Regions from separate parts of the Homo sapiens genome. Here region 2 is linked to region 1. Evidence: chromatin loops called from intact Hi-C (ENCODE). Cell type or tissue: heart right ventricle. All regions are shown on one strand. Links, peaks and the distances in the headings refer to the core of each region. The heading gives the core; the rest is flanking DNA.

What was found. Peaks named below come from ENCODE experiments on the same cell type or tissue, not always from the same donor. Only the 100,000 strongest peaks of a DNase experiment are listed, where the experiment ranks them.
Region 2: a loop joins it to region 1, with 3 times the contacts of the local background. A loop is called at or near these places in 2 of 110 quality-filtered maps.

The regions. Positions count from the first base shown.
Region 1 is chr20:13,332,185-13,337,568 of GRCh38, reverse strand. It overlaps a transcript of TASP1 not described here. Among named protein-coding and RNA genes, the nearest start is that of ISM1-AS1, 95 kb to the right of the region's middle. In heart right ventricle, for the core only: no CTCF peak of the experiment used is centred there; no DNase peak of the experiment used is centred there.
Region 2 is chr20:13,271,664-13,277,047 of GRCh38, reverse strand. The region is part of intron 2 of ISM1 (isthmin 1); the gene reads right to left. It also overlaps a transcript of TASP1 not described here. Among named protein-coding and RNA genes, the nearest start is that of ISM1-AS1, 35 kb to the right of the region's middle. In heart right ventricle, for the core only: no CTCF peak of the experiment used is centred there; no DNase peak of the experiment used is centred there; H3K27ac peaks cover 2,668 bases.

The sequences.
Region 1 (5,384 bases), core at 76-5,075:
ATAAATTGGTGAGGAAGGTGTGGATCAGGGGCCTCTTAGTGGCAATTTACCATACAAATCCCCATGTAAAGGGCAGTTGTCAGGTCACCATATCCAGTGAGGTCTGAGATTTGGGGGTGGCAGTGAGGGGGAAGGTGTCAGGGAAGAATAAAATGCTTTGGGAATGAGGAGCTGTGTGAAGCAAGTAGCAGTGCTTACTTCAAAGGGCAAGGTCTAGACTTGGCTCTTCTCATAGCTGGCAATGACCTCGGCGTCTAAAAAACTGAAAATCAGAGACTCACAAGATGGGAGGGGCTTAGAGAGTCTGTCTGGGTCTCCCCACCTTGTTGCCTCTGGTCAAAACTGTGTCCTTCCAGGTGAGCCAGAATATTCCTCTTAAAATTCCCCAGAGAAGGAAATCCTCCTCGTTCCTGGAAGCCATTTTCAGGGTCTCAAACCCCACTTGAGATGGTTTTGCTTTAACTTGAGGTTACAAAACCCCAGAATCCCTCTGAATTCTGGTGCCTCTATTCATACATCAAAAACATCGAACCTGGAAATCTTCTCATGGATTCCCTTGGAAACATCTAGTCCTATCTGAAACTGTTTTATTTCATCAGAAATCATTGCTGGCTGGATGCCTGATGCCAGCATTCAAATCCAGTAGACAGAGTGTGGCTCAGAAGAGACTCATTGAAACTGGGAATCCCCCAACTGGGAGGCCCAGGGTTCACACTGGAACCATTCTGGTGTAGTTATACATCAACCAATGTTAGGAGTACCTGCTCTTTTTATCTTTAGTGATACTCATAGTTGAGATTTTTGAGATACAAAAAAAAAATCTCACTTTTTAGGCAGAAAACATTGACATCAGGGCTGGGTACATAATTTGTAGAGCCCAATGCAAAATAAATACTTAAAAGTCTTTTTTACAAAGAACAGGAAAAAAGCTTTTTCCTTTCTAGGATGGTCTCTCTCAAACTTTCATGATGTGTCTAATTTCCTAGTTAATGTTATACTGCCTCAGGCTCTGGCATACTTGAGGGGTGAGTGTAGACCTTCATAGGCATCAGAGTCCTGACTTGCAGCTAAGTGTGTAGGATGTGCTGGCCCAACCTCAATTCTTCCACTGCGGGCACAGGGCAGCAGTGATCTCTGGGTGGCGTTAGGGGAGGAGGTAGCCAAGAACCCATCCCTGGGAGATAAGAGGAGGCAGGGGGCAGGACGGGGCATGAGCCAAGACTGCTCAGGGCATGCACTACTGTGCTATTGGTCTTTACTTACAAAACAAATTCAAAGATAAAAGTATTAAGAATTTCAAAATGGCAGCCACACCATTAAAGCCAAGTGTGAGGCCCCCTTCTGAATGCGGGGCCCTATGTGATGTCAGTGGTAGCACACCCAGGAAGCAGCCCTGGTTGAAACTCATTCTCCTTTGGGCCCCCTGGAAACTTACTGTTATTGAGAAGCCTTTTGGATTTGTATTCTTTTCTATGTAATGTGTTTTTTTCCTTCCTGGAAGCGTTTAAGATCTTCTTTTTAACTGTGTTCTGAGATTTCTCAGTGATGCACCTTGGTGTAAATTTTTCATCTTTTATTGTCTTAGACTCTCAGAGAACTCTTTCAGTTTGGAAATTTATTCTTTTAGTTCCGGGAAAATTTTCTTGCATGAGTTCTTTGACAATTTTCTCTCCTCTCTCTGTTTGTCTCCCTGTTCTGTCTGCCTCCAACTTCTCTTGGAGGTGGTTGGATTGATCCTCTAATTTGTTTTCCTTAGTTTCTTTTTGCTTTTGCTGTTTGCCTCTTCTCTCTGGACATTTTTTCAACCTTGTCAACTTTCTATTACATTTAAAAGTATTTCAGTAATTATATTTTTTTATTTTCAAGAGCTCTTTTTTTTTCCTCTGTGTTCATTACTCACAACAGCATGATACAATATCTTTTCTTATCTGAGAACATGAATACTATTTTTAACATTTTTTATTAATTCCTACATTTACTCTTTTTTTCTTTTTGATTTCATTCATTCATGCTGGAGACTCTGCAGATCGCTGGTGGTATGTTTATATTCAAGAGTAAGACACTATGATTGGGTACTCTAAAATCACGGATGGGGCTTTTCTCCAAACTTCATCATAGGGTTATCAGGAAGTAAATGTCATTATCTATAGGCCTTTTCTTTGTACTATTTGGAGAGAAATCTAAATCTCCTGCCAGGGTGTGTGTTTGTGTGTGTGTGTGTGTGTGTGTGTGTGTGTGTGTGTGCATAGGTGAGGGGAGAGTTCTGGAAGGAGCATAGGGAAGGGAATGGGGGGTGTCCATAGTAGACTTTTACTTCACCTTTGCTTTATCTATGCTCTTCTCTGGTCATGCTCCCCAAATACATTTACTCCAAAGAATAAACCTTCAACTTTCTTCCAGGAAGCTGGTAAAGAGTTGTGTGGATGCACACAATGAGAGAGGAGACTTAATGGGCTCAGCTGTGCTGTGGTAGACTTTCAACAAATGTCTTTTTCCACAGTGGGCCTTGCTCTCATCTTCCTCTTGAAATACTCACTGCTTATAAGCACTGAGCAATTTAGAGCTCCTGCAGAGTGAAGCTGCTCTGTTCTTGCTTGTCTGAAAGCATTTGGTTTTCCCTTTGCTTTATTCTGCCAAGGTAATTACCATTCTTCCATCCATTTCTCACCTTCCAAAAATGTGTTGAAAACATTTATGACAAATGGTCTCTCATTCTTTTTGACCTTGTCTATGAATTTGTTTCTTAAAATTATTTGACTGTCATTTTAATGAGATTTGGGTAGGAAGAAGAAATAGTCACAGTCAATTCTACTTTTAACCAGAAGTTTCCTTTAGAAATTTTAATCTTTTTTGGATACTAGACCCATGTGCTTTAGTCTTAGGCAAATCCTTGTTTTTCACTAAGTGAAATAGTAAGCAGTCTAGAAAAATAGTAAATTTCAGTCTATTTCTCATAGCCTATGTGTACTTATTTAAATATAATACTAATAATCTTGGTTATTTAGTATCCAAGCTTTTAGTAGACTAGAAGCAGAATTTTAGTAGAAAGTTAGATGTAGATGCTACTAGAGTCATATACCTTGATAGCGTTAAGAAGAGATAGTTGGCAGACCAAAAGAGAAAGGTGACAGAATAACCAGTTAAAAGAACACATTAAATAGTACAACAGTTTCTATACTACGACAGTTTCAAACAGTCCTACACATTTCAAAATGCATTATTGCATTAAAGTGTAATTCAGGTGCCATCTTCCCTTACCAAGCCTTCTACAGCTCCCTGTGGTTTGTAGATATTAGTTCCACTCTCTCTCACTGTTCTATATATTGCCAAATATATGACCTGTGGTTCTAGTGAAACACCCTGCTCTATTTCACACCCATGGATTTCTGCCTCAAACCTGTGACTTCCATAGCTTGGCACACCCTTTCTTACCATCACAGGTTATCCTTCAAGACCCACTCAAATTCCCATGATGTACTCTCCCTCCCCCATCCTTACGTGTTCCCATGGTACTTGTTTAGGTTTATATAATGGAACTTGCTGTGTTCTGCCAGGAATTTTGAAATTATGCATCTGCCTTTCCTCTCCAGTTGGGATCATAAACACTGAATAGCATTGCCATTTCTCTTGGCATAATGCCTCCCTGTGAGTGCTCCCTGAGTAAATACGTGTTGAATCCAGTTGGAAGTATCATAATTGATGTTTAACCTGACAATCTTTAGTCTTCAACGAAAGGCTAAATTGGATACTGTTGAGGAGGAAAGTAAGTGTGTGATGCATTTTAAAAGATTCAAAAATAAAAAAGTAATAAAAACGAAGCAAGAAATACTTTTTATGTTGTGTAAAGGGCATGTTACATTTAACTCATTATAATATGTACTTTTTTGTTGATAGAACAACGAGGCATTATTTTTCACATGAACAACAACCCCATTGTGGCACCAAGCTGTTTAAGTTTGAACATCGTAGCTTAGGTATGAAACATCAACTATATCATTTTAAAAGAAGGCAGTGTAAAGAGTTTGTGGCAGGTGGAAAAAACGTGAATATTTTTATTTAAATATGCTTTGGAGAGAGCAGCTCTGTGTTCCTTGACATAACTGACCTTTCCCTAAAATATTTGGGCTCAAATCTCATCTTGCTCTTGACTGATGTTGCAATTTCTAAGGTGCCTTTATCTTTGTTCTGGATTGATCTTTAATCAGGTATGACTTCTGACACATTTGCTTTAAATTTCTCTCTCCTCCCCTGTCAAGTAGTTAATGATCTCAAAATGTCACACTTGATTCCACAGATTTCCCAGGGAGTCAAGTGTGGGTAGAATAACAAAACAAATGAAAAGTGCAGAATCACTTTATTGTTACTTTCTCCACGTACATGCCAGGCTGGCTGCATGGGCATGTGATCCATGGGCAGTGGCACAGGGACCATGCTCAGAAGGGCCCCACACTTGGTGGGATGTTCTGCTGTTAATAATTTTAAGTTGTATTGTGTAAGTGAAGTCTGATGGAGCCACGGAGCATGCACATAAGCAGAAGAGTTCTGTACAAAATGTGAATTTGTGTGTCTGCTCTCCTTTGCTGCACATTTGCGTATAGTGTTATGATGGCCCATGAGCACGGAATTCTGGCGATGCACAGGAGTTCAGGAAGACTCGAAGCATGTTATACCCACAACATACAAATCAAGCAACAGCCCTGACAGCCCCAAAGGCCAAACTTTCCGTTCACACCAGAATTTGCTTTGAATGCAGAAAGAAGAAAATGGCATTGAATGAATCATGAATGAACAAAAAACCTTATCATAGCCTATGTTAGCCAACCACATATGCTGAAAATGACATAGAGTGGAAAAGGTAGGATAATCTATATTTTCTTTTCTTTTCAGTCCTTCCTTATTCATCACTAATCCCCAGTTAGGGAATGTTGGTAGAAGTTGAGTATATGAATAAGTAAAACAAAAACAGTCAAGTTAGTTTTGTGCAGCATTTTCATTGGTCTGGTAAGAATTAAATACATACACATGTATGAGCTATAGATCCAAATTTTTTAATTTTGGTGATTCTTCACACACATTAAAAGCTCTTTATTTGCATTTAAAACTGGCATTGCACAATATAAAGATGAATGATAAAATTCATGCTAAGAACTTAAAATTATAATTTAAGTTTACTTAGAGCAACATTAAATAGCAAATAAACAACATGATGACAAGTCAAGAGGGAGACTGTGGAAGAGAGAAAACAGCTTTATATTTCAGTACCTTTCATGGCATTTACCCCCTGCTTTTTGACAGGGGCCCCACATTTTCATTTTGCACTGGGCCCCACAACATACATAGTTGGCCCAACACACATGTATGGATCTTAATAGACAAAATTCATG
Region 2 (5,384 bases), core at 136-5,135, 61 kb after region 1:
ACTAAATCTCAACACTTAGAGGTTTATTTTTCCCCTTAATTGCTAGCCACTGCCTCAACTGAACTAAAACAAAAACAAAACACAAAACAACAAATCTTAGGATCCACCGCACCCTTCCCTACAGTTAACAAAGTGAAAACCTCATGCTGATATCAAAAGAAGAAATCTAATCTTGAGCCTGAGGTTTCATAGGCATCCAATTAAAAAGACTTAATGAGTGTGATCAATGACTTCTCCAATGGCGAGGGCTCGTTTTATGTTTCCTATTGCTCTCATTCTATTTACATGCTTTTTAGCATCAAAGAATCCGTTGATAAAGATGTCTTGAACAATGATCAATGTGATGAACTGTAGGTGTGGAGTGAGCACAGATTTCCAAACTGACAAAGTCTCTAGATCTTACCGTCCTTTCTCATCCTTAACACACATAATTGAAGTGTCTTAGTATATTTTTTTCTTCTGGACTTTTTCACACTCAAGTCATGATGATAAAAGAAAGGGAACTCTTTCAAAAGCCTCAAGTTCAATTTCTGGCACAATCTCCCCAGCTCCAAGAAAGAGAGTCCAAAAGAAGTGCCCATTTCGATAATTCTGTCTTAGGAAACGAGGAAAAGTTCCAATGCACCTTGATCAGCTTTCCTTCTCTTGAAAATTAATACATTGACTAGAAGCAAACTCTTGATTCTTGCTCGGAAATGCACTTCCCATAGGGAAACCCACACCATTCTCAGTCTAGGTGATAATAAACCAACGCCACTGAGAATACAGAGGCCATGCTCTTCAAACTCAGGAAAGCCTTCTTGCTTGTTGGTCCTCTAAGCCTTGTGAGCTGTGGAAACTGGTGGGAGTGGGCAGGTATTTTCCAGAGAGGAAAAGGATTTCCTCAGGAGCACAGAGCATTGAAGGACCTGTCTCCAACAAGGGTTTTAAATCCAGATTATTCTACCCCTTCTTCCTCGATAACTGCCATGGAAAGAACACAAAATGGACTAGGAAGATATCTAATTCCCTCTTCTCACACCTGCTGATGCTCTAAGAACAAGGGTGGCAACCCCAGCTAACTGTAGTTACTGCTTTGAGACTTGCAGCACGCCAATCTAGGCATTACTGTCCCTTCTACACAACTTAGACTCAATTTTCAGGGACGGAAACTGGCTTGGAGAATTCAAGGTCCCGAGGTAAACAGCAAGGAAGATGTAGTGTTGGTCTCTGAACCAGTTCTTCTGATTCCCAATTAATTTTTTGTACATTTCCTTTGTCATCTTCATCTCCAATATCATCACCAACGAGCATCTATCCGTTCTAGGAAGCTTATCCTATACTGGGCCCTGTGCTAAGCACTTCATATGGATGATCTCATTGAATCCTCACAGATAATCACACTTATATATAGTATTATACTACATAGCTGCTCATATGTAGTATTGTCATTCCAATTTTATAGACAAGGAAACTGAGGCACAAAGACATCCAGTAACCCGCATGGGGCTACGGAGGTCAAGTCTGGCTGACTAAATGGTGGTGCCTGATCCCAAACACAAGCCAATCTGCCTCCATATATTGGCAGCAGTACCCCATGAGAATCTGAGCCGAACAGGCTTGTCTCTATAGGGGCATGGGTCCATGTCTTGGGCAGAGAAATTTCTTGATTCTTATCCAGCCAGACCTGCCATTCCTCTAAAAGTATTTTAGAGAAAAAGGAGGAGGCAAAATCAAAAGTAGAAGCACGTACAACTGTAACCCTGGCCAACTCATCTGATTGTATCTTGTGGCGCTCAAGAGGCCTGTGGCCATGTTAATATGTCTGTGCAAGGAAAAAAAGGCCTTTACATGACTATTTTTAAGTCCGTCTTAATGGGAGAAAAGAAATAAATATATGGGTTGAAATGAATACTAATCTCAACTTGATCCAGAAAAGAGAATATTTTGGTTGTGAATAGCTAGTGTAGTAATGAACCAATGTAGTAAGCCTAACAGTGCATTTATTTCAGAGATTTTTGTCTCTGATATCTGACTATCAGCTGCAGACTGAAAACCCAGCCAAGGATACCAAAGTCTAACTTGTTCTGGGGGATTTACTTTCTTTCCTGAATGATTTTTGTTTTTGATAAAACCCAACCTCTTATATTGTTTTAAATTTCATATGGAGACTCAGTTTAGTAGTCTGAGACCATTTTTGTTCTATTTTGCGCATTTTCTTCCCCTCCTCACTTCCACAGCTTGAAGCCAGTCTTAAAATAGAATTGTCTGATTCACTTGGGACCGAGGCTGCCTGACTTCTGGGAGTTAAAATGCTCTGCAGAAGCAGGTGTTGGGGCTTTTAGAAGGATTTCCTATCCTGAAAGTCAAGAGGCCCGGGGGCCGGGCGCGGGGGGGGCGGGGAGTGGAGAGGGGGCGGGACGTGGACTCTTGCATGGGCTTAGCGATGTCACTTTGGAAAGGTGCAGGCTGTTTCCTTAGCCCTGGAGCGTGGGAAACACTTCCAGAGCCTGAAGGGGTGGGGAGGTGCGGAGGGGAAGGCGGGTATCAAGTTCCCATTCAGCTCCCAGGCTCCAGCTAGGGAGAACCAGATGGGGGCAAAGGCAGGTTGCCAGGGGAAGGGGCAGATGAGGCCAGGAGCCCTGGCAGCGGAAGCTGACCTACTGAAGGGCCCCTCACCTGACTTCACTCTGCTACCCAGGGAGAGGGAATGCTTTGACGGGGCCGGCAGGGACCGTCAGGGACCAGCAGGGCTGTCTGCTGGGCTGAATCGGCCCTGTGTCAAACCAGTGGATTTCAACAAAAGAACAGTGCTCTGAGGAAGGGGTGAGGGCTGCCAACACGGAAACCATCACCTCCTTGTAGAAAGCACCTCATGTTTTAAAGGACCACCAGGGAACTGGTTTACACAAGTGCAGTGGTGCATGGGGCTGCAGCAGCTAGTGCTGTGTGGTGTGTGGGTGTGTTTGTGTGCATGCACATGCACACATACACACACACACACACACAATTACACGCCAACAGAAGGCGGGGGCTCCCAGGGGTAGCAGTTGTTTTATTCTTTCTTTGAACATCTTTCTGAGTGACCAATACTAACATTTTGTGGTCTTCCACAAACAGAAGGCCAGAAACGCACCACAATTTTATTTTCTTCAGGGCCAAAACGTCATCAGATCAATAAAATGCTGGCCACCCTCCACCCCTCTGTATTGCTCACAGAAAATTAACCGATAGGGATTGTATAGAGCAGAAATAGAATAACTTGACTGGGCAGTAGGCAAAAATGTATTGTTGGCTTACTCTTTTTGATTTGTTGACTTTGACAGTAGCTAGGCTGGAGCCGCATTAATTTTTAATCCATTTGGCCAATAACATTCACATCTGGAGCTATGGTAAACCTTTATTCTTGGGAGTTACGGTGATCTTTGCTGTACAAAGGGTAACTGGGGTTCCCAGCTCTGGGAGTCCCAACTGCCTTTCAGCCTTTACGCTATAGCTTTTCCCTAATATTTAAGTAATATTTTTAAAAGACAGGTCAGTTGCAGTGACTCATGTCTATAATCCCCGCATTTTGAGAGGCTGAGGCAGGAAAATTACTTGAGGCCAGGAGTTTGAGACCAGCCTGGGCAACACAGTGAGGCCTGGTCTCTTCAAAAAATAAAAAAGATTAGCTAGGCATGGTGGCTCACACCTGTAGTCCCAGCTACTCAGGAGGCTGAGGTAGGAGGATCACTTGAGCCCAGGAGTTCAAGGCCTCAACAAGCCATGATTGCACAACTGTACCGTAGCATAGGTGACAAAGAAAGACCTTGTCAAAATAAAATAAAATAAAATAAAATAAAATAAAATAAAAAAGACCCAAGTGAGGTCTAGGTAGGGAATGGGAATTTTCAGACAGATGGATTTATCTAGAAGACAGAAAGGGGATCCCAAGAAGTTCTGTCTGAAATTGGGTTCAAGCACAAAGCAGCCAATAACTTTCCAATGAAGGAACAGTCCCCGGCAGCCTTCCGTTCTCCCGCATCCAGGCATTTTCCTATGACTTTGCGTTAGTAATTCTTAAATCAATTACACTGATATTATAGCTCAGTCCTCAGCATTATGCCCCAAGTGACATTCCCACCTCTGGGAAAAAGCGCTAGCCACAGCAGGCTTCAGATTGTTTTGGGCATGGCCTAAACACCCTTGGGATGAGAACTGCCTGATTCTGGAACCAGAACATCTATAAACACATGGATGAGCCATGATAGGAAACAAGGTTGAGCAACGGTATGAAGTCAGTGCCTTCCTTGCCAATCTGCACCTATTCCAAAGGGTTCCATTGCTCTTTATCACACCACGTGGCCAGTCCCTGGAGAGGGGCCATTGGAGCCAAAGGCCTGTTTTTCCAATTTATCAATTAAAACAATACAAGACTCACCAGAAATTTTAACTGGGGCTTGTAGTGATTTCTGTGCATGGGTTGTCAAAGAGTGACCTCCAAAATATTTGTCACTCTGTGCCATCAATAGAGCCTGTCCGACTTCTTTCCACCTATTGAGATCCACCCCCTTGGGACACAGTGCTTTTCCTCCTCTGTCTTCATGATCCCTCCAGCACTGTTTTATGTGGTAGCTGGGATCTTCACACAGATCTAATTTATTGGAGGGAACAGGTCTTACATTTTTCAATTTCCTATAACCTAATGCAGCATTTTATATACAGCGGGGGTTGGTATTCCAAGTGTTCTCAGTGAGATTTGCGTGCTCCCATGATGCTGGTGTTAAGAGCAAAACAACTCAGGTCAACGAAACCTGATCTAAAACCGTATCATGCAGAGGGTGTTAGTCTGTGGAGAGAGAGGCAGTTAATGAAGGATCAATTGGTCTGAGTCCAAGTTCAGGAACTTTCTGCTATGTAAGCAAATTGGCATTTGGTCCAGAGAGGAAAAAGTACAGAAAAGGTGCACCTATACAAATAGAAAGAATTGGAAGCAAAGCTTACAAGTATGGGCTGGCTGTGGTGGCTCATACTTGTAATCCCAGCACTTTGGCAGGCTGAGGCAGGGGGATCGCTTGAGCCCAGGAGTTTGAGCCCAGCCTGAGCGATATGGCAAAACCCTGTTTCTACAAAAAATTAAAAAATGAGCTGGATGTGGGGGCACACACTTGAAGTTCCAGCTACTCGGGAGGCTGAGGTGGGAGGATCGCTTGAGCCTGGGAGGTAGGGGCTGCATGCAGTAAGCTATGATCGTGCCATTGTATTCTAACCTGGGTGACTGAGTGAGGCCATCTTTAAAAAAAATATGGAAGCAGGCATATGAGGACGAGAGTTGGATAGGGGCTGGGTTGCCCGGGGGATGAGCCTCTCTCAACCATCATGGGGACCATCTTTGGGAGGAAACAGAGAAAGGTACAAACAACATT